6 separate regions of the Mus musculus genome follow, and regions 2, 3, 4, 5 and 6 are each linked to region 1. The links are chromatin loops, found by intact Hi-C in ENCODE. Cell type or tissue: heart. All regions are shown on one strand.

What was found. Peaks named below come from ENCODE experiments on the same cell type or tissue, not always from the same donor. Only the 100,000 strongest peaks of a DNase experiment are listed, where the experiment ranks them.
Region 2: it touches region 1 in a loop (11-fold over the local background); 35 of 42 quality-filtered maps call a loop at or near these places.
Region 3: a loop joins it to region 1, with 2.4 times the contacts of the local background. A loop is called at or near these places in 3 of 42 quality-filtered maps.
Region 4: a loop joins it to region 1, with 4 times the contacts of the local background. A loop is called at or near these places in 13 of 42 quality-filtered maps.
Region 5: it touches region 1 in a loop (4-fold over the local background); 13 of 42 quality-filtered maps call a loop at or near these places.
Region 6: a loop joins it to region 1, with 5 times the contacts of the local background. A loop is called at or near these places in 39 of 42 quality-filtered maps.

The regions. Positions count from the first base shown.
Region 1 is chr3:10,305,434-10,309,433 of GRCm38, reverse strand. No RefSeq gene overlaps it. Among named protein-coding and RNA genes, the nearest start is that of A930014E01Rik, 9.5 kb to the right of the region's middle. In heart, CTCF peaks have their summits at 1,641 (motif pointing right) and 2,329 (motif pointing right); a DNase peak (open chromatin) is centred at 2,333; H3K4me3 peaks cover 206 bases; H3K27ac peaks cover 227 bases.
Region 2 is chr3:9,708,698-9,712,697 of GRCm38, reverse strand. All of the region lies in intron 3 of Pag1 (phosphoprotein associated with glycosphingolipid microdomains 1), which reads left to right. Among named protein-coding and RNA genes, the nearest start is that of Gm33169, 48 kb to the right of the region's middle. In heart, CTCF peaks have their summits at 1,592 (motif pointing left) and 3,597 (motif pointing left); no DNase peak of the experiment used is centred here.
Region 3 is chr3:9,832,087-9,836,086 of GRCm38, reverse strand. Pag1 (phosphoprotein associated with glycosphingolipid microdomains 1) reads left to right here and starts at 2,408. Exons shown (of 9, transcript NM_001195031.1): 1 at 2,408-2,876. In heart, no CTCF peak of the experiment used is centred here; DNase peaks (open chromatin) are centred at 2,476 and 2,936; H3K4me3 peaks cover 2,049 bases; H3K27ac peaks cover 1,712 bases.
Region 4 is chr3:9,945,731-9,949,730 of GRCm38, reverse strand. No RefSeq gene overlaps it. Among named protein-coding and RNA genes, the nearest start is that of Gm33273, 62 kb to the right of the region's middle. In heart, a CTCF peak has its summit at 1,861 (motif pointing right); a DNase peak (open chromatin) is centred at 1,870.
Region 5 is chr3:9,959,241-9,963,240 of GRCm38, reverse strand. No RefSeq gene overlaps it. Among named protein-coding and RNA genes, the nearest start is that of Fabp5, 51 kb to the left of the region's middle. In heart, a CTCF peak has its summit at 2,404; no DNase peak of the experiment used is centred here.
Region 6 is chr3:10,007,561-10,011,560 of GRCm38, reverse strand. No RefSeq gene overlaps it. Among named protein-coding and RNA genes, the nearest start is that of Fabp5, 3.0 kb to the left of the region's middle. In heart, a CTCF peak has its summit at 1,987 (motif pointing left); a DNase peak (open chromatin) is centred at 1,950; H3K27ac peaks cover 223 bases.

The sequences.
Region 1 (4,000 bases):
AAGCAGTAAGTCAAATAATATATTTGCAGATTATATATTTGCTGATAATGTCTGTCAAAGTGGTTGGCCATGGAAACTCTAGTGTCTTGTCCGTTGGAAGGGAGCTAATTTGGCCATTTTCTTGCTCCTTGGAGTATTTTAGGGAAGCGTGGTATGTTCTTCCTCCGCAGGGCCATCATGAAGTCTCCACCCCCATAGAGTGGACTCTGGGATGCTGTAGTCAGACAAAGTACCATTTCTCCTAGCAGCTTATCAATTCTTGTGATGAGGAGGAAGCCCTTCCTTATCTTGGATCTTGCCTTTACATCTTTTATAGTGCCTGGATGCTCAACATTGAGTGTGATGCTCTTTGCAGTGAGGGTCTTTCTGAATGAAATCTGCATCTTGGCTGTGGTTTCACTGCAGATGGTGGGTGTAGAAGGAAAACCAGCCAGGGCCCAGGGAGTTTCAAGGTCAGAAGCCTTTAACTTTCAAGGTATTTTAGTTGATAATAAATGTTTTTAACATTTATTGAAACAAGAGATTCCTATGTTCAAGCCCGCTCTTTGCTTATATTCTAGGCTAGAGTAATCTAGGTTACCTTGGGCTTCCTAGAGAAACATTGTCTCTAAAGGTTTGCATTTATAGAGCACATTGTACCATGCATTATGGGGAATGCTGCATAGTCAGCCTATTGATTACTCATAAACTGCCAGGACTAGTGATAGTGTACACTTGTAATCCCAGCATTTGAGAAGCCGAGGTACGAGAATTGCCATGAGTTCGAGGCCAGCCTAGGATACATAATGAATACCCACCCAGCCAAGGCCTCCAGAGCAGGATCCATCTCAATAAACGACAACAGTAACAACAAACAGTAATTCTAAGAGAGGCTGTGATCTCCATGGAAACAGATGCTTTTCCATCAGCAGACGTTCCCTGTGCAGATGACCTAGCTAAGCCATGAACTCCTGAGGAAAACCCTGGCTGCACATCTGGGAATCATCTGAGAGCTTTGAACTTGTGTCACTGCTGAGGTCCAAGCCAGTGAGCCAGCATGTTCCAGGCCGGAGTGTTGTAGACTATCTGTATTTTCTTTTTCCCAAGTAATACTGTCCGGTAGCTAAGATCAACATTTGTCTCCCAGAAATAACTGATTTCTTTCTTTCTTTCTTTCTTTCTTTCTTTCTTTCTTTCTTTCTTTCTTTCTTTCTTTCTTTCTTTCTTTCTTTCTTTCTTTCTCTTTCTCTCTCTCTCTCTCTCTCTCTCTCTCTCTCTCTCTCTCTCTCTCCCCCTCCCTCCCTCCCTCCCTCCCTCCCTTCCTTCCTTCCTTCCTTTCTTCCTTTCTTTTTCTAGACAGGGTTTCTCTGGATATCCCTGGCTGTCCTGGAACTCACTTTGTAGACCAGGCTGGCCTTGAACTCAGAAATCGCCTGCCTCTGCCTCCCAAGTGCTGAGATTAAAGGTGTGCGCCACCACCGCCTAGCTTTGATTTCTTACAAGTCTAGATTATGTATCCCCCTGACTCTCCCTCCACAAAGCAAGAGTTGTGTGGTACCCTTTGAAACCTTCCTGTAAAAATGTTGCTGGGTCAGCTCTTTGCTTGGGTGGCTGGTGGTGGTGGGGATTTAATTAACTTTTTTAAGTTCCAAAAATGAACACTAGATGGCAGACAACTCACAGGGAATCGTGGTATTGTTCCAGCATGCTTATTTCTGCTCTGTTTTATATCTCATTCAAATAATAACAAGCCAACCTTTGACATTAATACAGTATTCAAGCCAGTAGTGCTGGTGGGTATAGTGCTGGTGGTATGGGTGCCTAGCAAATGTCAGGCCCTGAGTTTGATCCTCCATCCCTGTAAAATTAATTTTTTTTTAAGATTTATTTATTTATTATATGTAAGTAAGTACACTGTATCTGTCTTCAGACACTCCAGAAGAGGGGGTCAGATCTTGTTACAGATGGTTGTGAGCCACCATGTGGTTGCTGGGATTTGAACTCTGGACCTTCGGAAGAACAGTCGGGTGCTCTTACCCACTGAGCCATCTCACCAGCCCCTAAATTAAATTTTAAAAAATAAATAACACAAGGGAAATCTTTCTGAATTGTGCTCACATTCCCTTAACCAGAGCTGGGGTACCCATATATGTGATTCATTTTTTAAGGTAGTTAATTTTTCATGAACATATGCAAAATACAATAGCTGTCCTTTGTTATCGTATTGAGAATAGTTTCCCCATTAATATATTTTAATATCCCTCCAAAGTAATCGACCCACTTTGGAAAGATTTACAGGGCTAGCTTTCTTTTCTTGGGCCGTTTGTGGCAGCCCCAGCAGTATACAGCAGAGGGCGCTAGTGCACCATGCTCCACCACTTCATGGAAGAATGAGGTGGTGAACACAAAGAATTATACTAAAGAATACTGGAGTAACATCATCATCACTTCTCTGGTCTCATAACATCCAGGCACCCCAGGTCCCACACCGCCAGATGGCTGCAGCTTGCAGAGCCACCCTAGCTGTCGTCAGGGCAGGCAGGCTGTGCAGTGCATCGGGTAGAGTGGGGGTGGGGGTGGGGTAGCAGCAGTGGGGGTGGTGCCTGTGGCTCTTCTACAAGCAGGGGAAGAGCTCTCCTTCCGTGTTTCTTTACTGTCTTCTGTTTTCACATCATACATCAAAATGATCTCTCATGAGGAAGGGCAAGGTCCCCCGTTCTCCTAAAATACAGTCTAAACTTACTAATGTGGACTGCACGGCCATTGAAGATGGTACCTGCACCAGACAGAGGTGGGCTGGATGCTTTTAACCTCAGCAATATACCTTATTTTCTCTTGTAAGCTGTGTTTGGACTTATTTTTATTTTGTTAATTCTAACCTTCACTTTTCATTGTGAGCCCCACCTGAACTCATATTCTACTGACATTCCCGTGTCTAACTTCTGCTTACACATTTTATCTTAGTTTACCTGTTACTTCTTCCAGGAAGCATCACTTCTTCCTCTGAGAGGTCTGCCTTTCTCTGTCAGTTGTAGACTATGTGCTGAGCCCTCACAAGGCCCTGGGTTCAATCCCCGGAAGCCAGAAGAACACTCAAACATGGTGAGGTATGTGTGTAATTCCAGCTGTGAGGAGGTATGCTACATCCACTCCAATAGTGACAAGCCTGGGTGCTGTCCCGAGGCGAAAAGTTCACAGAAACTTAGTCTCCTGGAACCGTGGCATCCTGTATAACGAATGCTCCAATGTCCTTGCTTTAGTTGGTAAATGGATCTGTGTGCTTTCCCTTAATATTGCTTAATTACAAGTGCTCCTAAGGATTGATATTTTGACATATAGCTAAGTTAGATTCTAGGCAGTCCTTGATCCGACCTTGGGCATGAATAGCTAAGTCACTGCCCTACACAGAAATTTACCATTATCTAGGAAGATGGAAGTTTGTGACCTAAAGAGGAACCAGAGTAGATACTTAGAACTATAGATAGCTGAGTTACACCCATACACAGGTATTTACAATGGCCTAGGGGGAAGGTGGACTATACAATAGACTAGAGTAGGAACTATGGCAAGGGCACGAAGCCCTTGCCCCTGGCTTCTAAGATTAAGCTGACCTTAGGTGGGGCTGCCTTTGATTCCCAGTTGTTGACATTGAATTTTATCCCAGTTGGTTCCTGCCAGTCCTTCCCTGTTTGCATTCCTCTGTTTTGTGTAAGAATCCAGTAACCTCTTTGTACCTTGTTGGTGTGTCACCTAACTTCCCTATTTTCTTCTGTATAAAAAGTTTGATGCTGGATTTGACAAATTACATTCAGATCCAGCACACTCTCTCGTTCTGTGTCTGTCTGTCAATTCCCGCCGACTCTATGCCCGTCTGTCTGAACCCCTGATTCCCACGAATTGAGGGGGGCCTACTGGGCCCGGTCGGTGGCAGAGGTCGAGGCAGGAGGAGCAGGGAGTCAGGGTTATTCTTTATCGTATGTGTATGTAGCAAGTGTGGGGTCACCTGGGATATAGGAAACCC
Region 2 (4,000 bases), 600 kb after region 1:
GTAACTAAATTTGGAGGGAGAAAGGGTTGTAAGAAGAGGGGACCTGTTCCAGAAGCCTGGAAGCTGAGCGCTAAAGGACAGGACAGTGTCAGAGGAGACGGTAGATGAGGCTGTCAGTGTGTAGAACTCTCAAGGGAGGGGGACAGGGAGTGGTCGTGTGTGAGAGTTAACGGGGAGACTGCTGGCTCTGAGACTCATGCTCAAGTGGTAGTGGTATGGCTGTCCCCAGAACGATCCACTTTGCTGGTTCCAGAGTGAGGGTCTGGCCCCAGGACACCCTGGGCTCCTTCGGCTTCTCTCCCTTGCCATGTAAGCCACCCCTGCATCTGAGAGTGCCCTTGCTAGTCTTCCCGGAAGCATCCTGACCAGAACCTAGTTTTCAGATTATGAAGATGCTGAGGTTTTTAAGGGAAAAGAGATGACTTCATCCCTGCCCTCAGAGTCCTTTTCCGCCAGGTCAAATAAGCAAGCATGCAGCAAAAAAGGAAGGATCCCCAAATCCAATTGCATGCTTGCTGAGATGTCCCTCATGGCCTGAGGCAAGCAAAGCCTCTTCCTCTGCCACCCTCTGATCACAGGCTACGTCACCTTGACCCAGATGCTCAGTGAATCCCAGCTCTGTCTGGAGTATGTGCAGCACAGGCTGCTAGAAATAACAAACCTTCTCTCTTCTCTTGTCCTCCTCTTCTCCTCACCCCCCCCCCCGCCACCCCCAAATCCACACTAAATCAAAATGAGGAAAAGCACTTAAAGAAGACGTTCCCCTCCCTGCCTAGCACTAGCTGGTGCTGGTGCTGGTGCTAGTGCCGGTGCCGGTGCCGGTGCGGGTGTGGGTGCCAGTGCAGGTGCCGGTGCCAGTGCGGGTGCGGGTGCAGGTGCTGGTGGTCATAGTCATCGTCATCATCATCGTGATATCTTACCACAGTGACAGAAGTGAAGTTAGGACAGAGGGCATGAAAGGGCTGTCCTGGGGTTCATCCCCTGGCCCACACATCCATCATTTTACATAGGGCAGGGATTTACCAGAGAATTTTGCTCCTCCTGACTGTTAACTTGTCTGGTTGGTTCATTTGTAACCCATACACAGTTTGCATACCTGGTACTGACAGCAGGAGCCATTCCCATGGGGCTGGCAACTCTGCCCTCCCTGGTCCCTTAGGAGAGGGGTCATAAACCAAGATGGTTTCTGTCATCCTTAATTACAGGTCCACAGGACAGCTGTGAAGCCATAATAACTATCATTACTGACCTGAACCTGCTTCAAAGGGGCTGCAAGTGTTCGCCTCCCTAGATAATCTAATCTGCGGGCCACCCCAGCCCTGTGAAGTGTTATTATAGGGCAGGCTGTGATCTGAGCACCTACCTGCTTAGAGCGTCTGCTAGAAAAGTGAACAGCTGCCCTGCTCTGCCCCTTTTGTTCTTCTTGCTGGTATTTGCTTTCCGTCCTCTTGGAATTGATTTGGGTGGCTGATAGTCCAAGCTAATGAAGAATTAAACACCAAACATGACCAACCACAATTATTCAGGACCTCTCCATGCTGCTCAGGCCTGTTCACTGGGACTGAAACTAGGGTTAGGCTGCCACCTTGTGGCTTAAAATACCTGCTTTAAAGATAAAAGGCCAATAGTTTTTACTAATGATTGAAATCATTTACTGATCAGTGAAATCATCAAATCTGTATATTTGACAGGATGATAATAGATTGTGGAGTTTTCAGCACAAAATATCTATCTATCTTGCTAATCCCAACACTCTGCAGGCAGGGGTGGTAGAAACAGGAGTTCAAGGCCCTCCTTGGCTATTTAGCCAATTCAAGACCAGCACATGGTACATAAAAAAAGTAAGTAGCAGAATGAATTTCAGCACAAGTTTATAACCTGAAGTACCCACCTGAGTCAAGGAGTTGTGTGCCCGAGTCATCAGAATTGCCATGCTTAAGAGGGGCGGGAAACTCCACTGCCCCTTTTCAGGACTGCAATGTATTTTTATTCATGACTGTCTGCAACTTGATTGGAATCAGCCAGTGTATCCAATAATGAAGCACACTATAAAGCAAAAAGACCTTGTGCACAACTGTTCACTGCTCTCTAGCTGTGTTAACACTACCACCTTCTGGAGCTCAGCTTGGTGTGATCCACAGGTGTCATAGTGTCACTTGAGGTCAGTAACGGTCAGCGGGACTCCTTTGCCCTGAGTCAGATCATCTCAGGGGTGAGCTAGAAACCCAGGACAATGGAAGCGCCCAGGAATCTACAAGAACAACCCTAGTAAAGACTCCTAGTAGTGGGAGAGATGGCCTGGAACAATAGTCTCCTATAACCAGACAAGACAAGTGGAGGGATTGAGACATAACCCAGCCACAAAGCCTTCGACTTACAATTTGTCCTGCCTACAAGATGCGCTGGAGTGGCACAGAGAAATTGTGGAAGTGTCCAACCTGTGACTGGTCCAGCCTGAGATCCATGCAATGACAGGAAGCCTAACCCTGGCACTGCCCAGAGGGCCAGGAACCAGAAGCTAGATAGCCAGAGACTTAGGATAGAACCAAACATTACAGGTCCCCTCACAAAAATCAAGTCAGTGAAATGATTCCTGAATCTCATAGACAGGAGCCCGGCATAATCGCCATCAGAAAGGCTTCGGCAGCAGCTGGTGGAAGCATGCAGAGACCCACAGTCAAACACTAGGTGGGGCTCTAGAAATCCTGTGGAAGGGGGTACGGAAGGATTGTGGGAGCCAGAGGAGTCATGGGCATCATAAGAAAATCCACAGAATTGATTAACCTGGACTCATCAGGGCTCACAGAGCATGAACTGACAATCAGAAAGCCTGCATGGGTCTGACCTAGGCCCTCTGCATTTATGTTATGGTTGTGTAGCTTGATGTTCTTGTGGGACTCCTTGCAGTGGGGGCAGGGGCTGCCTCTGATCTTTTACCTCCTTGTGGGGCCCTTTCCTCCTGCTGGGTCAACTCATCCAGCCTTGATAGGAGGGTTTATCATAGTATGACTGCGACTTTCATATGGATGTTTAGTTCATACCAGATTGCAGGCCTGACCTTGTCTGAAGGGAAAAGGAGGAGTGGATGGGGAGGGGGAAGGGAAGGGAGAAGAGCTAGGAGGACAGGAAGGAGAGGAAAGTGGTCAAGGTGGAGAGAGGAATAAATTTTTAAAGATTTTTTATTAAAAAAATATTTATATATGCAGTCCCAAAATCGGCTGCTCTTTGTTTTTAGTAAGGTTGTTTGTTTGTTTGTTTGTTTGTTTGTTTGTGACAGGATCTATCTTTGTAGTCCTAGCTGTCATGGGACTCACTCTGTAGACCAGGCTGGCCTCAAACTCACAGAGATCCATAGATTACCTATGCCATAGATTACCTATGCCTCCCAAGTGCTGAGACTAAAGGCATGTGCCACCATGACTGACCTACAAAATCAGTTATTCACGACGAGTCTTTTCCAGAAATGTAACATGCACCCTACGTAAGGACCACACTCCCATCCCTGCCAAGAAGGCGAAGAGCACAAAAGTCACACCATACACATGAATGGGAGTGCGTTCACACAGGGAGGGTACATTGCATCGCCACCTACTGGGCAAGCAGTGTATCTACACAAGTGGGCAGGAAGTTGTAAAGAAGCTGGGTTGTAAAGGAGCCTGGGAAAATTCAAGGCAGTATCCACGTGAGGTGTTGGTGGCAGAATTATGGAGGCAGATCCAGAAAGAGGTGGAGAAAAAAGAGTGTAAGATCTCTAGAACAGGAATAGTCCACTCTGGAGGTGAGAGGTGTGACTGTACACATACCCTGATGCCACGCTCCTCTGGAGACCGTTTTGTCTCCTGTCTCTCCTCCGCCCCTGCTGTAGCCTCAGTCCTCCAGTCAAGTAGCAGTGGGGCACTGGGGTGGAAGCCGTCTGTGGCTGAGCCTGAGGTTTTACCCTGGCTCCCCGAAGTGAACCAGACAATTACTCTTCTCATTATGAGATTTTTGTACAGGGCAA
Region 3 (4,000 bases), 470 kb after region 1:
CTGACTCATGGGTTCAGAGGTTCAGTCCATTATCATCAAGGTGGGAACATGGCAGCATCCAGGCAGGCATGGCGCTGGAGGAGCTGAGAGTTCTACATCTTCATATGAAGGCTGCTAGCAGAATATTGGCTTCCAGGAAGTTAGAAGTAAGGTATTAAAGCCCACAACCACAGTGACACACCTATTCCAGCAAGGCCACACCTCCTAATAATGCCACCAACCTGGGCAGAGCATATTCAAACAATCACAGTCTCTCAAACTATGTGGAAAATATTGCAGAGTTTTCTTTATAAGATTCCAGTCATTTCCTGTTACCTGAAGCTTGCTCACACCGGAGCCAGAGCATGGCGTACCTGCTCAGTGGGCGTTCTCTTCTTGGTGCTTATTCTTTGACTTGATTGCTGTGTGTGTGACATATGTGCATATACATGATCATGTGTGTGCATGAGCACACATGGAGAGCCCAGAGTTTGATAGTGGGTGCTTTCCTCAATTGCTCTGCACCTCATTTTTGAGTCAGGATCTTTCACTGAACCTGGATGTCCCTGATTGAGCCTGGTCCCCAAGTCCCACTGATCGCTCCATCTCCACACCCCCAGATCTGAAATAGCAGATGTGGCTTCAACATCTGGCTTTGTAAGTGGTCCCTTTCTAGGGATCCCAATCCAGGTCCTCTTGTGTGTGCAGCAAGCACTGCATCAACTAAGCCCCACAGAATGCATTTTTTTAAGAGCAAAAAATAGATACAATAACTTCCTATATCTAATTTAGAAGATCATTGTGGGATTCAATGAGGTAAGTCATTGTGGTGGTTAATCTTGTCAGCTTTACAGGACTTGGTGTGTCTTAGGGAAAGGTGTTCCCAGAGAGGCTTATCTGAGGAGGGGAGGCTCTTGCTGCCCTTGGGCAGTGCCATAGCATGGACTGGGATATTGGAATAAAAAGGACTAAACACCTCTCATCCATCCCGACTGTCAATGCCGTGTGACCGACTTCCTCACGCTGCTGCCTTCTGCGCCATGGTAGACTGGACCCTCAAAGCATGGCTCGAACCAAAGCCTTCATTCCCTGAGTCGCTGCTGTTGCCAAACATTTTGTCACAGCAATGAGAAAAGTCACTAGTACAGCCTGGTGGTGAAATCCAGACCTTTATAAGTTCTCAAACCAACGAACCTCTCACCGTCCTCTAAATCCAGCCAAGTTGGATCCTGCATCCTTATTCTCAAAGTACCTTTCCAAGCTGAAGACTGAGTTTAATATCTCCTACACATCCTCCTCTGCAACGTATTAACATTCCTTTCTCCTTTACTCAACTCCCTATTCCCACCCCTTTGCTCCTAATGAGCCGTTTTTATCCAGCCAACTTCACACTACCTGAGTGAATGTGTGTATGTTTAATATCACTCGTGCCTGTTCTTCCCCATTAGAGAAAACAAATGAACTTGTCAGACAAATAACTGTTTGGTTTAGAGTTCAGTGGACTTGGCTCAGAAGTCCTGAGTGTCACATCTGGACTGGTTATTTGTTTCCACACTGTCTATCCCCATTTCCGGGTTGCTTGTTTAATAAGTTAAAATTCAAGGCCAACAAAACCCTTGTCAGATTTATCTGCAGCTTGTTCCAGGCAATATTCGAGTCCTCCCCACCCCACCCCACTCCCCCACACAATCTCCCCTCCCACTCCCTCCCCCAGTGCCCAGTGGGTGAACCCGAACCATAGTGGATACGCCTTGGAAATTCCAAGTTAAAAGCATTTTCACCTGATTCTCAGGCAGACCCACACGCCAGTAGCTGCTCTGGGGTCTCTGTCCTCGTAAGTGGCAAGGAAGAACAGGGTGTGGGAGGCTTGCAGCCCTGGAATAGTCTTGGACCCTATTGGAATAGGGATTCCCCATCCTCCAGACCTTCTGAATGTGCGTAGGCAAGTGTTGTATTACCATACAACCAGCACATTCTCTTGGGGAGCTTTGGGCAAGGCTATTTACAACCTACATACCTGGGCCCCACCTCTCAGAGTCTCCTGTGTTTACTTTGGAGTCCAGCCAGGACAAAGGGCTCCTACAAGCTCCTCAAGTTCTTACTCTGCATCAGATCAAAGTGAAAGGTGTCCTGCAAATTGCAGTCCTTGAAGGTTAAGCAACCATCTGGGTTAAACTTGACCTTTGCAGGCTGTCCTGGGACCCTAAGGCAGTTCCCCATAGACTGCTTCTTAAGGGACAATGGGCTAAGGAGACAACCTCAGTCACAGAGTTTTTGGTCACCAGCCCTGATTTTGCGAAGCTCCAGCTCCTTGCCCTGCAGCTGGCAGCCACATTAGCCTCGCAGCAACCCCCCCCCCGACCCCGCCCCACCCTTCTCGCTCCGCCCAACCCCGCCCGTTGGCACCGCCCCCGTGACGTGCCGCAGCAGTCGCGAACATGCGCACTGAGTCCCGCGCGCTGCTCCGCCTCGGCGCTGTCATTCTCCGCGGCGCGGCGGCCAGTGCGGACTGCGGTTCCCGCCCGGCGCGCGGGTGCTGTGACTGCTCCTCCGGGGCGGACTGGTGACTCTGCAGCGCTCTGGAGCCTCTCGTGCGGGGACTCCGTGGTGTCGCATTCCCTCAGAGAGGGAGACACGCACCCGGAGCTCCGAGCACAGCTCTCAAGGGCTGGCGGCCACGACGGCGTTTGCTCGGGTTCCCGGTGCAGTCCGAGTCTCTGCGGCCGCCCGGTGCGCCCGGGAGAGCGCACCTCCCCCGGCACGGCAGAACCGAGGCGACGAGGATCAGGAGGGTCCTGCGCCCGCTACCACTGCCCACCGCGGGCCAGCCCGGCTGCGAGCAGCGGAGTTGCAGCGCTTTTTAGAGCTCTGGAGCCCCAGAAGACCTCTGCGAACCAGTAAGTTGACTGTAGTTTCTGAAGTTTCGGGCAGCGTGGGAAGGACAGGTTCGTTTTATTCCTGTGGTTCCAGGCCGAGGTTTTACCTCCCGTTAGCGGGGCTGCGGCTGGAGGAAGGCGTACTGGACTGTAAAGGATGGGGCATGGCATTCGAAGACTCAAGGCTGGAGTCTAGGGCTGGCTCCTGCCTCTCCCGAATGTGCCAGCTGGAAATGTGCTAGGGGAGACAGGTGCTCCGAGGGCATTTGGCCCGCCGCTAAATTGCACATTCTGAGCTCCTTGATTTTGCGCCGCGTGGGGTCAGGGACGTCAGCCACCTCCATCCTAGGAAGCTCTGCCTACATCCCCTCCATCCCCTCGGAGGACTGGCACAGAGATGAGAAGCTGAGACATTGCTGCTCGGGCCTGCAGGCTTTCTGCACATCCCACTTCACTCTTCCCTTAGGCAGAAGTTGCCAACCTCCCATAATTGGAGCCTAGCCCTTTAGGGAAAAACAACTTATGTGTCAAATGAGTGTTTTGTGCTCCAAGGCATAGAAAATGAGAAAAGTGCTCTATGCGTTTTAATTCATATGCTTTAAGAATGTGGGCAAGTCTCAAAGAAACAGGATTCCGAGGATGGCTGAGTTGTCCTGCATCTCTTATGTAAGCCTCCTGGCTGGGTACCTTTGCATCTGCAGGGGCTGCATCTGGGCCTCTACTCACTCCATTTTTTTTTTCAAGTCCAGCTTGAGCCGTATTTAATAAAAACGTTGACATGATATAGTGGTTCGTAGTCAGAAACAGGGCAGTCTTTAAATTAGACTGTCTTCTCCTAATAGGGAGCATGGGAGGAAGAACTTGGTGTATTTTTTTCAAGGCAGTTCAAGGAATTAGATACATAAATCATGCTTTAAAATACCATACATTGTACAGAGAGCATGCACAGAACCCTCTTTAGAACACATCCCCTTTTGTTTTAGTAAAAGTGGAGATTTGCTCATACCAGACAATTGTTGAGTCTGAAAGTGAAGTGCACTGATGGCCTTAATTATCTTAATAAACAAAGAGCATGATTTATAGGTAGCTACAGTGGCCTACTTTGAAGGGTAGAAATCTTTAACCTTTCATTCTCAGCTGCCCCT
Region 4 (4,000 bases), 360 kb after region 1:
AGAGAGAGAGAGAGAGAGAGAGAGAGAGAGAGAGAGAGAGAGAAAGAAAGAAAGAAAGAAAGAAAGAAAGAAAGAAAGAAAGAAAGAAAGGAGAGATAAGTATCTTGTTATTCTCAGAGTAAATATCCATCAAGATATGTAAGATTTAAAAATTTAATGTATAAGTGAATAAATTCACGACCATAGAAATTATTGTTTCTGGAGAAAGATATAAAGTTAGATAGAACATATCGACTATGAGTAATTTCACTTTAAAACGAGATGATTTGCAGCACAGACCAGACTGGGTGGCGCATTGGCCTCATCGCCAGGCCCTTCTTCATAGCTACGGGATCTTCTGGGCCAAGTTCACAAAGGCGACCTAGAGCCACTGAAAGCCGAAAGCCATTCTCTTATGACCATTCAGATGGCAAGACACTGTGTTTATTATACCATTCCCCATATAAAACATAGCGTTGGGTCATTCTGATGAGGTGGCAAGAGATGTTGTACCCTGGGTTGGAAAGCAGGTATTTCTAGCTGAAAGAAAGGCTCATGGCCAAAGATGTGCTCTGTGGATATATAATCATGCCACCGCACTCAGCAAAGTCTGAGTAGTGGTGCAATGGGGGAAATTTTAGCAATACTTCAGATGTAGAGGAACTGGGGATAAAACTTATGTAATCCCTGTAGCCCCAAACACCTAGACAACAAAAGACAAGTGTGGGGGTACAGGGCTGCTCAGAAGCAGCTATTGTGAGCATGCAAGTCCAGCGAGGCTTAAAAATATGTCAAACTTCAATATCACTTGAGAAGGGGAAGTGGCTTCTTTATGTTTTAGTAATCTTTAGGTGTTTCTTAATGACTATTATTATTATTATTATTATTATTATTATTATTATTATTATAGCATTACTTTTAGGTATCAAATCTACCAATTCAACCTACCAGGCCAGTTTAGTCTGGCCTTCTCATGATGCACTGTGGCAGGATGGTTGCAAATGCAAGGCCTGGTTCAGCTACATGTGAGGTCCTGTCTCTAAAATCATTTTTCCCTCTCAGCTTTGATGAGACCTGTGTTGTGTGAAGTCTTTGTGTCAGGCATTGTGATGATAGAGTATATGAGGGTAACACTCAATGTCTCATGACAGGCATTTCACACTCCGGGTCTGCATCAGCCTGCATCCCACCCAATCCTCACCGACAGCCTGACCATGTCAAATGCTCTAACACACAGCACAGAAAAGGACTATGCAGGATTGAAGTCTGCTTGACAGCACTGGAGAAGTGTGTACAGGAAGCCGACACCTAGCTGGATATAAAGACTGAGGTTCTGTAAGTGGGAGAAAGAAGGCGCACACTAGCATGCACATATCGAGTGTTCTGCTGGGATGGAGTCGCTCTCTATGAGGTGGGGAACAGCTTGGCTTGAGGCAAGTGTCACGGAGATCATGCATGTGTTGGCGCTGTGCATAGAGAGCCTAAATAAACTTGATTTTCATCCAAGCATTCAGTATTATAGACATCATTTATTAAAAATCATTCATATTTTCATAACTTGATTTCTCATGCCTCAGCCAAAGACGTGCATTTTGAGAATAAAAATTATAAATATAATCACATCACTGTCAGGAAATCTGCTAAGTGTTTCCCATGTGTGAAGCACAGGTGCCTCATGAGAACCATGCAATAGCTCCTTATCGTCATTATACAGTTCAGCTAGCCGACATGGAGCAATATTCTATAGCTTCTCCAAAGTCACATGTGTGAGGAGGTGAAACAAATTCCACAATGTTAAGTGCAGACTTAATTCTCACCCTGTGGGCAGGCCAAGCCAGGGAGTGCCTCAACTACTTGTAGTTAATCAACTGTGCCACTAGATGGCAGAACCAGTCCAATTTGGAGAGCGCTCTGCCTGGGTGTGGCCGTGGCACTTAGCAATGGCTAGAAATGGCTGTCACTTTCAAGTTTAGTAGATCCGAGTCTGAAATAATATCCTTCCTAAGTAATTAAATTTTGCATAGAAATGTTTTTATTTGAAGTCAAGCCTTACACACATTCAAAGTAATTGTCCATGAAAGAAAATTGAAGGGATCCATATTTGGATCGCCATTTCGCCCTTCACAGGGAGAGTTGTAATCCTAGCGAAGAAAACAAAAGATATCTCTGGTCTCTAGTGGCCACAGCACTCTCCACTCCATCTGCTCCAGTAAATCTGGGATGGTTTGCCTTGGGGCGTGTCTTCTTGGGGGTCTTGACTTTGACCACGCCTCTTATCGTGTTGGATCTGCAGATACTGTACTTATATTAGACTAAATAGGTACAAATATCTTACAGGAAGACACACAGCTGTGCAGGGCCTGATTTTGCCCTGTTGTCTTGTGATTCAGTTCTTCAAGTGAGTTAAGGTAAATCTCACCAAACTTTGCTCTAATATCACAGATCTACATCTCATTCACAGCACTGATGCCTAAAATTTCTCTGCTAGAATTATCTTCCACCTTGCTAGCTAGTTGTTCCCATCAACCTGAACAAGCTAGTGTCGTTTTGGAAGAGGGAACCTCAACTGAGAAAATGTCCCGACCAGATTAGCCTGAGGTACGTTTTCTTGATTGATGATCGATGCGAGAGAGCCCAGCTAACTATGAGTAGTGCCAGCGCTGGCCTGGCGGTCCTGGGTGCTACAAGAAAGCAGGCTGAGCAAGTCATACGGAGCAAGCCAGTAAGCAACACCACTCCACAGTTTGTGCATCAGCTCTGGTCTCCAAGTTCCTGGCCTGACTTCCCGCAACAATGGAGTGACTTCAGAAGTAAAAGATGAAATAAATCCTTTCCAACCCAATTTATTCATGGTCATGTTCTATCACAGCAATAGAAATCCAAGCCACCCATCCTACTGAATGCCACAGATACTCTACAGGACTACTTCCAGTAGCCCTGGCTAAGACATGGCTCTAACCAAATTGCTACACAGTGGGGCCTTTGTGAAAATGGAAAGTTCACGACAGGGACACAGTGGCAACATGCATCAGGCTGAGTCACGTCGAGTTCAGGTCACAACATAGCCACAGGAACCATGAGAATCCTTGGCTAAGCGTTTCTTTTCCTCAGAAAGACTGTGACTCTGCACTCTCTCCCGCCCCAGGCCAACTCCCCAGCCTTGGTTAACAGAACAACAGCAGCAAGGACAACAACAAAAAATCCCAAGCAGAAAACAAGCTATCAGTGAATACAAAGAGGAACTTGTAATTGCAAAAAATATAAAAATGTGACATGAGAAGCATTCAGAGCCTCGTTGAATAAAGAGTAGCGTTTGTCACCCATTGTCAAGGCTCTGTCTTAAGATTTTGTTGACTGTACTCTGATGTCATGCTAATGTATGTAAAAGAATAATTGTGGTTTTGCAATGTTGCATCCTTGAGTGGCACACAGTAACAATATGTGATACTTAAGTACTAAGCCATAGCGTGGACAGCAAGGACATCAAGTGTTTTCATGAAGTAGCAGAACTGTGACCTGCTATGTTAGGTGCAGCTCGTCATGAAGACGGAGACTCAGGAAGTGGATCCCACCTTCACCTCCATCATGGTGTCTGGGCTTTTCAGAATGAGCGTACCGTGTTTTCCCAGCTACTTGCTCGTGTTCAATGAACTATTCCTATGCATTCCACGCAAAAATGTTTCTCACATATAACAGCGCAGTCAGGCATGCTGTGGTTCGGAAGCTCTTACTTGACTTGAATTTTTAGTGACCCAATGTTATGATAGATAAATGTTATTTTAGATTAAAAGATAATTAAATTTTAAGTCTCCTCTTAATCCTAAGAAATTATCATTCTTATTTTAGTAGCCCATCAGTTTATATGGCTAAGTACTTAACTATGAGTGTGTGTATACACACATCATCTCCATCTTCACATGGTTGGACTTCATTGTTTTTCTTTATGGCAGTGTGAATTATGATTGTATAGACATAGTACTTCAGCTTTTGATATTTGTATTTTAGTTTCTGGGCTTGTGTT
Region 5 (4,000 bases), 350 kb after region 1:
TACAGATTCAATGCAATCCCCATCAAAATTCCAACTCAATTCTTAACGAATTAGAAGGAGAAATTTGCAAATTCATCTGGAATAACAAAAAACCGAGGATAGCAAAAACTCTTCTCAAGGATAAAAAAACCTCTGGTGGAATCACCATGCCTGACCTAAAGTAGACCAATGGAACAGAATTGAAGACCCAGAAATGAACCCACACACCTATGGTCACTTGATCTTCGACAAGGGAGCTAAAACCATCCAGTGGAAGAAAGACAGCATTTTCAACAATTGGTGCTGGCACAACTGGTTGTTATCATGTAGAAGAATGCGAATCGATCCATACTTATCTCCTTGTACTAAGGTCAAATCTAAGTGGATCAAGGAACTTCACATAAAACCAGAAACACTGAAACTTATAGAGGAGAAAGTGGGGAAAAGCCTTGAAGATATGGGCACAGGGAAAAAAATTCCTGAACAGAACAGCAATGGCTTGTGCTGTAAGATCGAGAATTGACAAATGGGACCTAATGAAACTCCAAAGTTTCTGCAAGGCAAAAGACACCGTCAATAAGACAAAAAGACCACCAACAGATTGGGAAAGGATCTTTACCTATCCTAAATCAGATAGGGGACTAATATCCAACATATATAAAGAACTCAAGAAGGTGGACTTCAGAAAATCAAATAACCCCATTAAAAAATGGGGCTCAGAACTGAACAAAGAATTCTCACCTGAGGAATACCGAATGGCAGAGAAGCACCTGAAAAAATGTTCAGCATCCTTAATCATCAGGGAAATGCAAATCAAAACAACCCTGAGATTCCACCTCACACCAGTCAGAATGGCTAAGATCAAAAATTCAGGTGACAGCAGATGTTGGTGTGGATGTGGAGAAAGAGGAACACTCCTCCATTGTTGGTGGGATTGCAGGCTTGTACAACCACTCTGGAAATCAGTCTGGCGGTTCCTCAGAAAATTGGACATAGTATTACCGGAGGATCCCACAATACCTCTCCTGGGCATATATCCAGAAGATGTCCCAACCGGTAAGAAAGACACATGCTCCACTATGTTCATAGCAGCCTTATTTATAATAGCCAGAAGCTGGAAAGAACCCAGATGCCCCTCAACAGAGGAATGGATACAGAAAATGTGGTACATCTACACAATGGAGTACTACTCAGCTATTAAAAATAATGAATTTATGAAATTCCTAGCCAAATGGATGGACCTGGAGGGCATCATCCTGAGCGAGGTAACACATTCACAAAGGAACTCACACAATATGTGCTCACTGATAAGTGGATATTAGCCCAAAACCTAGGATACCCAAGATATAAGATACAATTTCCTAAACACATGAAACTCAAGAAAAATGAAGACTGAAGTGTGGACACTATGCCCCTCCTTAGAAGTGGGAACAAAACACCCATGAAAGGAGTTACAGAGACAAAGTTTGGAGCTGAGATGAAAGGATGGACCATGTAGAGACTGCCATATCCAGGGATCCACCCCATAATCAGCATCCAAACGCTGACACCATTGCATACACTAACAAGATTTTATCGAAAGGACCCAGATGTAGCTGTCTCTTGTGAGACTATGCCGGGGCCTAGCAAACACAGAAGTAGATGCTCACAGTCAGCTAATGGATGGATCACAGGGCTCCCAATGGAGGAGCTAGAGAAAGTAGCCAAGGAGCTAAAGGGATCTGCAACCCTATAGGTGGAACAACATTATGAACTAACCAGTACCCCGGAGCTCTTGTCTCTAGCTGCATATGTATTAAAAGATGGCCTAGTCGGCCATCAATGGAAAGAGAGGCCCATTGGACACGCAAACTTTATATGCCCCAGTACAGGGGAACGCCAGGGCCAAAAAGGGTGAGTGGGTGGGTAGGGGAGTGGGGGTGGGTGGCTATGGGGGACTTTTGGTATAGCATTGGAAATGTAAATGAGCTAAATACCTAATAAAAAATGGAAAAGAAAAAGAGAGAGAGAGAGAGAGAGAGAGCAGAATTTGAAGAGACTTAGATCCTTAGTAGAAAGCTGAGCAGGCAGAAGAGCTGTTACCTGGCAGCTGCATATACACATCCTACTTCTGCTAAAGTCAACTGAGACTGTATCCTCCTCTTCCTCCCAGTCTAAAAAAAGCTCTGAATCACTACTATGATTGTTGACATCTTTAAACAAGCAGTCTTCTGCTCCCCTTTATTTAGTCAAAACCCTCAAGAAGTTACTTTCCAGAACTGATTAAGACCTCACTCAAGCACCCACTTTAGAGGAGAGCTTTTCAAGGAGAGCTTGGGCATCAGATTTGTAAACTTGCAGCAGGAGCCCTGCTCCACCTCGGAATGAGCTGCTAGCAAGCTTGCAAGTGTTAAGAACTAAGCGCTTCAGCGCTCCAGTGCGGCTATGGCTGCTATTGCAGGCCTGGGCGAGGTAATGGCAGATTAGAGTTCTAGAGGAAAGAAAACGCCATTGTTTTGTTTTGTTTTGATGTGTTTCTTGTACAGCCCTGCCTGTCCTGGAACATGCTCGTTCTATAGACCAAGGGTCCTCTAGGTCCTCCTGCTTCTGCATTCCAAATTCGAGGACTAAAGGCATGTGATTTTATTTCCTTCATAGAGAACAGAAACCATTGTGGAATTGAACCACAGGGGTGATTTCTTATTTCTCCTGAGCCACTGATATCAGAGGGTGACGCGATCACTATTTCGCGAGTGGATGAGTGCTACCTACCCAAAGGCCCTCATCATAAAGCTGGAGTCACTAGCTTTCCAAGAGAACCGATTAGGAAACTGTAATCGCACCCATGCTTGATCCATAGACTTGGCAAGTACAGCAAAGAGAACACACAGAAGAAAATAATTTGGATTTTCCAAAATGTGGGCCCCTTTCCATATGGCCCGTGTGGAGCAGCAGATGGCCAGAGCGGCGTGCAGTGAGAGCTGACGGCCAGCAGGCAGTCCCGGCGTGCTTTGGTTGAAGCCTGCCATGAGGCGAGGTTTCCAATCAATTAGACCAAAAGAAAGTGGCGATTTCTGTGTTTATGATTCTTTGGTTTGTGTGTTTCAAAAAGGGAAATTAAAAAGCAAGAGGACAGACGCGGGGGAAAGGTAGGGTAAGTTCTTGAGATGGCTGCTGGTGCCAGAAGCCTGAGCCAAGAGCTCCGCAAGCTGTGTGTGTGCGTGTGTGTGTGTGTGTGTGTGTGTGTGTGTGTGTGTGTGTGCGCGCGCACTCGCGCACATGTGTGTGCGTGCATGTGTGTGTGTCTGTGCGTGTGCATGTGTATGTGTGCACTTGCGTGTGTGGGTGTGTGTGGGTGTGCATGCGTGCGTGCCTGTGTGTGTGTGTCTGTGCGTGTGCACGTGTATATGTGCGATTGCATGTATGCATGCGTGTTTGTGTGTGTGTGCGCACACGCGTGCATGTGTGAGTCTGTGTGTGTGTGTGTGTGTGTGTGTGTGTGTGTGTGTGTATGTGTGTGCGTAGGTAGGTAGACACATGTTGTACATGGATACACATGCTCTGGCTACCCTAGTACTTTCTGTATTATTAACCCAGGCTGAGCTCGGCACCAAGCAGTCGTCTTGACTGTCTCCCACATGCTGGGATTGCAAGCATGAGCCACTATATCCCAGAAATACAGTGATTTTTTTTTCAGCAAAACTGAAATTCCTTAGTAAGTAAAGAAGAGTCTCATTCTAGAGAGTTCCCTTTCCGGGTCCTCATCGGTTGCCAGTGCAGCGAGGGGCTGCCCTGTTCCGTGGCTGTCAGGTTTCTCTGTGTTGCACTCATGCCTTGGGTTCCTCGTGTAAACAGAGACCCTGTTCCCAGCTCTTGTTGGTACCCAGCAGCCGCCTCTCTCACCCGAGTCCTTCATGTCCAGACGAACTTCAGGCTTCCACCCCACCCCATCCTCCTCCTTTACCCACGTGCCGTGAAAAGCCTTCCTCCCCACTGTAGGGCTTCCAAGAAGTCTTTGTTTCAGGACACAGTCTGTGTGCCT
Region 6 (4,000 bases), 300 kb after region 1:
CTACCACATGCTGACATTACAGGTGTGGCCAACACCCTTGCGGAAGTTGTCATTACACAGTTACTGATCCTCACTTTCAGTGTCATTTTTAGTAAGCCACCTGTGATAGTCCATGCTTTGTTAGGATTCAGGTTTGTATTAGATAATTTGCCCAACCACAGGCCAATGTAAATGTCCTAAGTCTGTTTGAGGGCAGCTGAGCCATAATTTTTTACTAGGTTGGATATATACAATAACTCTAAGTGAATTTACTGCAGTCACGCTGCCCTGCAGCTGAGGAAGTGAACCCAGGATGGAAGACTCCTTCAGATCCACAGCACCCACACAAAAGCTGCTGCTGTGTCTGCACCTAGAACTGCAGCTCCCTGGTACAGCCCACCCGGCATTGGCAAGCTTCCGGGTCAGTCAGAGATCCTGTCGTGGCAGACAGCTGATGTCAACTACTAGCTTCCACATACATGTGCACACATGCAGGCCCGTAAACACACACACATACACACACAAACACACACAAATGCACGACAATTTATACTTATGATTTTCTTTGTCTAAAGTACGTCCTTTCAAAGCTATCCAAAGGCCTGCAGCTTCTCAGACCAGCTCAAAATATGCCATACATACATGAAGTGCCACATTCTCTACTAAGGCCATACATATATTGATGTGTCCTGAGCTGCGACATCCCACTGACTGAGGCCATCAGTTCCCTTCTGTGTGTGGAATGACCTTTCTCAGACTGTCTTTTTTACAGAATCTTCCTGCCTGCTCCCACACCTCATTGGAGGTAACATGGGCTGAAATGAAGTTGTCGCCACCCAGACGGGCTATCACCACGGAGACAAGGTCAGCTTGTTGAGTTTCTACTGCTCCCTCTGTGGTCCTTCCTGGCATTTGCACGGATGAATTTTAATGCCTGCGATTCCTGAGGAAGTTATCCCAGTTTCACAGGAGAGGAGACGAGGCTAAGAGAGCCGGTGCTGCGGAGTAGTAGAACTGGAATCGCACTGAGGAGTTTCTCACGAAAGATCTTGTGAAACAGGACCACACCTGCCTGTCCTTTGTTCATGATGCTTATAAGGAAGCTAAGAGAAGAGGCCACAGCCACCCTGCCAAGACACTAATTATTGTATCATCCCTCACACAATTAAAATCTGACAAGCCTCTACCATGCTGCAAGAAGTTCCACGGCCTACATCCCCTTTATTACAAGTTTCTGTGTGTCTGTGTGCATGTGTGCATGTGTCCATGTGCATGTGTTATGTGAATATGTGTACACAGAACCACGACTGCAGTCTTTAGCATTCACACACTGTGTCCTGCGTTTCCCGATTTCATACATCAGTCCACATTGCAAATATTGGCTGTGACTGTTTCTGACATATACATTAATCTGACAGTATGGCTCCCATCTCACTACGAAGTTGCTGTTTTGTTCTTTCGAACATGCTCAATACTCTCCACACAATCGAAAGCCTGCCTTTGAAATAGATGCCGCCTTCAAACCTAGTAGTTACATTCAGATTTTCATGCGTCCCTGACCACAGCTCACACTTAGCCCACTGGCCATGTCTAGGGTTAGAAGCTTAGTATTTTCTTAGGCACATTCAGATGGCTTCAACAATGTGCACATTTCTTTCGGAATGAGCCCGAGTTAAGGGTCAGATTTGAAGAGGCCAACAAGAATCCATAGGAAAGGCCTTAGACTCTTGATTCACCTAAATCAACTCTAAGCATGCAGGTCTCTCCTTTGAAAACCGTAGCACCTGTGTTACTTCCTCCAGCTCTTCCTCCACTAGAGCTGCAGGGACGTGTCAATGGCCCGCTTAAGCAGGGCTTTCCACGGGTGGAAAGAAATGAAGGCTCGAGCGTTCCTTGAGGCTTTTCCTCTGGCCACCTGAGAACAGATGAGGCCCGCGCAGTTTCTGAGCTATCTATGCGCGACTCAGTTCATGACCCTGAAGGGAAAGGCTGAAAAATCACTCTATTGCCACCTAGTGGTAGTAGCGAAGTATTTCTCCCGGGCTTTATTTGATTAGCACGGATGGCCTGTGTTCTCATTTGTGGACACAGGTAGGTAGCTTTGGAACACGGAATGTGATTTCCTTTACAGACACCCTAGCAGCTGTTGTGTAAGCAGGTGCGTCTCTCACACGGCTCCTCATCCTTTACAATAATTCCTGAGGGCAGTAAGTATAGGTGGCTTAGCAATGTAGCTCATGAGAGAGAGAGAGAGAGAGAGAGAGAGAGAGAGAGAGAGAGAGAGAGAGAACACCACGGTAAAGAAATTATGGCACAGAATACCCGAAGTAATTCAGGTTTAGACAGTTAAGTATTCTCTAAATACCTGGCAAGATACATTTGAAAGGCAGAAGAGCTAAGTATAAAGTGGGATGTGTCTGAAGTAACACTTCTCATGTTTTAGTGAGAGACTGGACAAGTCTACAATTGGAACTGCATATTCAGATCCAGTAGGTCCAGAGCAGGGCCTGGACTCTTCTCATCTACTAAGTCCTTACTGGCGTTAAGACTGCTAGTCCAGGCACCGTGCTCCAGATACCAAGGTTGCAAAAGATGCCCAAACCCACACCTGTGACCTTGCCACAAGAGGCCACTCCCACCTCAGCACATGAAATATTTTTATATTACACTCTTACAGTGGTTCTGATTATCTCCTTATGTGAGAACAGTATCTGCTCTCTCCATCTCTGCATTCCACACATAGACACTTGACTGACTGTAGATAAAAAGTATTTGAGGAAAAATGAGTCTAATCAATTTATGGAGAGTTTTATCTTTTTGCTATTTCCTAAACAACACAGTGTAATTCTTGTTTTTATATTTAAACATCATACTTTAGTTTATTATAACAACATAGTTTGCATTTTAATAACACTATAACAGAATGATTTAAAGAGTTTGGAATAGGAAGTGGGAAAACCAAATTTTTTTTTAAAATTGCCTTTTCTAAGTGGGTCAATGGGACACATGTATTCACCAGCTGTTTAGTTACGACTGACTCCTACTGTGCACATGATCAATAGAATCGGAAAGCCTAACACCAATAACACATGTTGGGTTCCTTTGGAGTATAACAATGGCTCTTACTACTTTAATACCCAGAACGTTCAACTTAAATACCCACCACAAATAAAGAAGAGAAACATGGTGGAGTCAAAACTATAAAACTAAACGAGCTTTACGTCTTCCTGGTGACTTGTGTGTGCTCGTGCCTGCTCCATACCCTCCTCATCGCCTAACATGAGCCTCTTTTGTCCTCCTAGGTTTTATACTATGCTTACCCTTACCACTGTTTCTATACAGTCATGTATACATTAAAGGCTAGGATCTGCATATGAGGAAGAAAATTTGAGGTTTATTTTCTGAGTTTAGGTCACCTTGATAAGTATTACACTTTTCAGGTGCATCATTTTCCTGCAAATTTCATTATAATATTATACATAACTCTTCACATTGAGTTTACATTGCATTGGTACTTAGAGACAGAGTCTATGGGGGCTTATGCATGGGTCATATTCAAATACTATCTCATGTATGAGAACTGAGTATCAGCTGATTTGGTGTGTCTGTCTGTCTGTCTGTCTGTCTGTCTGTCTAACTCATCCTTTCAAGACTCCAGAAGACAAACAGGAAACAAATCAAATTGACTAAATGTATCTGATTCAGTCATTGAACTTTTTCCGATCTGGCAGGGGCAGCTGTTTATCTGTCCACTTTCCAGGAGGCCTGAGCAAAGGCTGCAAATGGCATGTGGAGGTGAGCAGGTTTGAGCCTGCGTCTGTTAAAGTTTAATGCCTCCCTGAAGTTGTATAGCAAATCTGTGAACTCGCCTAAGTCTGGCTTGTTCTACTGTTGACTTGCTTTGTTTACCTCGCTTCTAGTTAGGGCTTTCCTATAAGAAAAACCACAGAGCTGCTTCCAAAGGGAAACTGTAGGATTTCATTGCAGATACATGATAGACCTGCATCTTGTCAGTTGTCCT